Regions from separate parts of the Homo sapiens genome. Here region 2 is linked to region 1. Evidence: chromatin loops called from intact Hi-C (ENCODE). Cell type or tissue: heart left ventricle. All regions are shown on one strand.

The links. A loop is a pair of places that touch in the nucleus more often than their neighbours do. Peaks named below come from ENCODE experiments on the same cell type or tissue, not always from the same donor. Only the 100,000 strongest peaks of a DNase experiment are listed, where the experiment ranks them.
Region 2: it touches region 1 in a loop (2.2-fold over the local background); 4 of 110 quality-filtered maps call a loop at or near these places.

Annotation. Positions count from the first base shown.
Region 1 is chr5:42,589,975-42,592,474 of GRCh38, forward strand. The region is part of intron 2 of GHR (growth hormone receptor); the gene reads left to right. Among named protein-coding and RNA genes, the nearest start is that of CCDC152, 170 kb to the right of the region's middle. In heart left ventricle, no CTCF peak of the experiment used is centred here; a DNase peak (open chromatin) is centred at 1,217; H3K4me3 peaks cover 403 bases; H3K27ac peaks cover 1,397 bases.
Region 2 is chr5:42,690,259-42,692,758 of GRCh38, forward strand. The region is part of intron 4 of GHR (growth hormone receptor); the gene reads left to right. Among named protein-coding and RNA genes, the nearest start is that of CCDC152, 65 kb to the right of the region's middle. In heart left ventricle, no CTCF peak of the experiment used is centred here; a DNase peak (open chromatin) is centred at 1,503; H3K27ac peaks cover 499 bases.

The sequences.
Region 1 (2,500 bases):
CAGTAAGTCATTGGGAAGTTGGAGTGGAGAAAGGCAACATTAGCTAGGTATTTCATTCATTCCTCCATAAATGCTTATTGGGAGCATGTTGTGTGCCTGGCATCATCCTAGCTTCACTGAAAAGAATGAGGAACATATAAAATGTGAAGGTGAGAATAAGTGAGAAGTAATTGCTCTTTACTCTCAATTATAGCTGGGCAAGTACATATATGAATATGCTTTTGTGTTCTGAACACACACTAAGCAGTTGGTCAAAGTATTAAGCTAGAGACAACTTCTACTTTCAAATGTAGTGTTTCAAAATAATAATAATAATAAAGATTTCAGGACAGTTTACATATAACCATTTAGAGATTTAAGGATTAAAATCAGGAGGGAAGGAGAAATGTCTCTGCTGGGGAAATTTTTTTAAACTAGTGTTTTCTACTCAGCTACTCAATGTGATTTCTTTTATTTTCTTCCTTCCATTGCTTATTGGCATTTATTGTGGGGAAGACTGCTGTGTTGGCAGCATGAGAGAGATGGGAATCAAGAAAATGGAAACACCATTCAATATTCAAAAGCCACTATCCCCTTAAAAGCAACCACAGATCATTCAGTTTTGCCACATACTCAGATTGCACACTAACTGGAGGATGTTAAAAAGTGTTCTATTACAACCAGTTATCCAGTTTTTGCCACTTAAACTCTGCTGTGAGAAATGTGACTGTAGAGCAGCCTTAAAAAGAGATCATCTTGATATTAAGCAGTGTTACTCATACATGCTTGTTGACATTCTAACAGGTGACTTTGAATGGATCTTCAGGCTCAGAAACATGGTTGTGTCCCTAGAACTGGTGAGGCTGGAACAAGGTGTACAGAAGTGAAATGACCACTTGCTTTCTCTATTGGATTTCTTTATCCAGCTGTGCAATTGTTTCAGGGACTACAGTTGATTTTCCTGATGCAAGCCTAGCAACTTGTTTTTCAGTTCAGCACAGTAAAATATGAACAGGAGAGAACTCCCTGTTGGCCACCCACCTCACAATCTTTAAAAGGGAACTCTGTACAGAAGCATTCTGCATTAGGCAAATGTACACTTCTGCAATCAAAATGAAAAACACTTGAGCTGAATCGTTTTTCGTTAGCTTTAGTTTCCAGCCCTGATTAAAAAGAACACAGGGAACCCTGCAAGTTTAAGCGGTTTTGGCAGCCGAGGAAACAGCTGTGACATTGTCAAGGGTTGTCTGTAGGAGCTGTGCAGGCTGCTGACAGCACTGATAATGCCCAGAAATGGGGCAGACGCTTTTCGCATTTGGTCATCAAAGGAGTGGCAGCAGCTAGGTTCAAGAAGTGAACTTTTGACCCTGTCTGAGACAACTGGCTCTCGTGGATCTTGTTCTGTCATTCTCCAGTCTGATTTTCTCTTTCAGAACAAGTGGGTAGGATCTTTGGTTTTTAAACTGTTTGACTGTTATTAAAAGTAAGCTAGTTCTTATAGCTGCGATTGGAAGGGATGGAAGGTGAGGAAGAAGAGCTGGTATTTCCCACTATCCTGCAGGGGTGGGGAAATCTATCAACGACTGTTCCACTAATCTGCGGATGAGTTATCTAGGGAATATCATGCAGTTGCCAAAGTTTTCAGCATCTAAAAGCCTCCAAAGTTCTCTCTGTGAGGGTCTACCTCCCCTGTCTCCAGATCCTTCCCATGCCCCTCAGACTCAGCACTTGTCCACTGTCCTTGCTACCAGGGAATCCCTCTGCAGCCCCCTTACCCTCCTGCCCCTCCCAAAAGAGCTCCAGACTTTGACCTTTCTCTTCCACCTCAACATCTGTTTGTGTCTTAAACTGATGTCCATTGAAAGAAACAGATAAACTAATTAATGCTGAGATATGACTTATGAAGTATTATGAATGTGCTAACTCTCTCAGGGGTATGTGCATTTTAATAGAGGACCAGCAGTCCAAAGGCCGGTCTCACTCCACTGTGCCCCTCTAACAGCACCGAGTCTATTTCCAGGCAGCCAGAGACCAGGCCTGAGAACTTGCCCCAGACCACCAGCGTCCCCACTGAGAAAGCAAGCAGACTCAACAGTTTTTCAGTGTTTCAGGGAGCCTGCAGCAGCAATACAGTTCCTTCAAAGGGTCTGTGGATTCTCTCAGCTTTCCTAGTAGGTTGCTGTGGTAGTTTTTGGAGCAAAAGTTCACGATGTGAATCTTCACATGCTGCTCTTTGTGCCGAGCAGGTGCTTGCAAGCTAGTTCTGCCCCTATCTGCCATCTTAATCCTAACATCTCCCATGTTTTTTTAATTTAACTTCTATTTTGGTTTCAGAGGTACATGTGCAGGTCTGTTATATAGATAAATTGGATGCCATGGGAGTTTGGGGCATACATGATTTCATCACCCAGGTAATAAACATGGTTTCCAATAGGTTAGTTTTTATGTCCTCACCCGCCTCCCATCCTCCACCCCCAAGTGGGTGCCAGTGTCTATTATTCCCTTATTTGTGTTTATGTGT
Region 2 (2,500 bases), 100 kb after region 1:
AAACCTGCACTTCAGTGTAGTTCTGCACTTTCTCACCAAGGAATACTAGGGAAATTAGCCAGTTTGTGTACAACTCAGCCTCCTCATTTGCAGAAAGGAGATAATGGACTTGCCTCATGACTTCTTGTGAGGATCATATGAGATAACCCATGAAAAATACTTGGCAGAGTACTTGACACATAATAAGTACTCACTAAATGGTAGCTGGTATTCTTCTTATCGGTAGTATAGTGATAATTTTAAAATAATTATGATATAGAAATCCAGTTCCTGGACTATAAAATGACTATAAATTGTATAAGACCATTTATACCAGTAAATTGTTATAATTATTTTAATTATTGGTATAAGAGCATTTTAATGCAGAGCTGCTGCTTAATTTGCAGATAAAAAAATACTTGGAGTTAGCAACCAAGCAGACCTTCCCCACCTTTCAGTATAAGAGAGGTCTCTTGGATGAAGTGAAGTGAAGATGAAATGTTTGGGCACCAAGTATACTATATTTTTCCTTAAGGCTGACACCACAGAGAGGTTGGGGCCAGTAAACAGAGTTGATTTCTATAAATACATTCAGACATGAAGTTAGTATGTTTGATGACACTTTTGAAATGTGTGGAATCATTAAGTTATTTGTACAGGCACAATTAGCCAAACTGTAAAGAAAAGTAGCAGAATAACCTCTTAAGCTGGGCCCACTTTATGAAAATAATTTTTTGCTACCTCAATATTTACCAAATTTGATGAGCAAAAAGAGAAATCCAAAGGAATGAAGCCTTGATAAATATATATCCCTTGCCCTCATCAATCAGGGTCACATAACTCTGTCCACAGGCATCTTATGCACACTCCAGTCATTTCAGCATCTCTGGTTCAAATCCAGGATCTACACTACCAAGGATGCTGCTGAAAGTGTGACTGGGTAAAGGGAAACGTTCAGACATATTCAGAAAGATGTCTTAGATTTTGCCCTGGTAGTGTTTGGAATCCCAGGAGGGTAAGTACAGCTTCATGATTAAGTGCCAACCCAAACTTACAAAATTAGATATTTGTGTTTTTTCTATAAAATATAACTATTTTGAATATCTTAGCCAAACTACTATGAGCCCACAGCCCAGTTTATCCAAGAAGGATAAAACTGAGGGATTAGGAGTATCAGGACTGGACTGGACTGATTAGTGTACAGTTATATTTGATTTCTCATTGCCCACTTCACAGAGAAGACAATACAAATGCACTTTCTGACTCTTATCACTGTTTCTTAGAACTCAGTTGCCAGGCAACTCCTGAAACTATAGAAACATGCTTCTCATCCCTGACACATAAATAAAACTCTGAGATGATTTTATCCAAAGTCAGAGTCAGTGGGCAGTGCAGTTGTTTCAGTTTGCTGGCCTGGCCTCAGTATCTAAAGCACAACAGAACGTGAACATGTCAGGCTGTCAACAGGACAGTTCAGGCACAGCCCTACAGGCAGTTGTGTGTTTTGCCTGGCTCTGCTCCTTGCCAGGTGGCTGGCAGAAAAGGCAGCCTCCACATGTTAGAGCAGCAGATTCAAAACAGTGTCTGCCATCCTGTGATGACGATAGTGCCAAATTCAGCCTCTGAGCTTGCAGGGGACTCAGGATGAATGCACATTACAGGCATGGTAAAAAGAGGCTCTGGGAAGCATGTTCGAGCTGCTCTGCTCTCAGCTCCTTGCATGTAAATGCTGTGTTTTTAAAGGAAGTGGGCATGTGAACACTCAGTCCTTAAGGCTGTATCCCCCACCTCTTCCATACCCATTCAACCCCACTTCAAAAATTACCCTGGTCTTAAGAGAAATTTCATTTTCTATACAAGGTTGTGTGGAAAATCAGTAGGGAGAAAGGGCATTATTACTTTCATTTTTCTTTAACAAAAGTATTAAATTTAAAGCCAAAAACGTGCGCTTTCTGTCATGAAAACAGCTGCCCTTAAAAACATAAATGATGTTTTATTTTTATTACTTTTATCTAGTTGGTTGTCTTTAGATGAAAAACATTTCTTCTGCTCTTTATTCTTATTTTTAATGATAGTCTCTTTCTATGGTTCTCACCCCTTCCATTTCACAAGATAGTCTGGGAGCAAACCTAAAGCACTTAACTTTTGGGAGTAAGAGCAGAGGGGAGCTTCCATACATTGATTTTGGTCATCTGTAGAGACATTCAACCCAGAGAAGGCAAGTGACACAGTATCTGTTTTATGAGCTAATTTGGGTTCTTGTCTACATTTAATAGTTTAAAATATAAGTTATAAATATTTATTTAAAATGAAATTCAACATTGGTTCATGAAGAAAGAGGTTGGAAGTAGTGTTTTGAACTAGCTGTTTCTGATCCATCATGCTTAAAATAAATGCTCTGTTTGTCCTGTGGAGTTCATGGATTTGGGATAATCTAAACAGGGTTTTTTAAACAGTCCTCATGGGGAACAAGGTACTGACATGCACTGTTGAGAAATTCTGTGAATCATGAAAGAGCTAA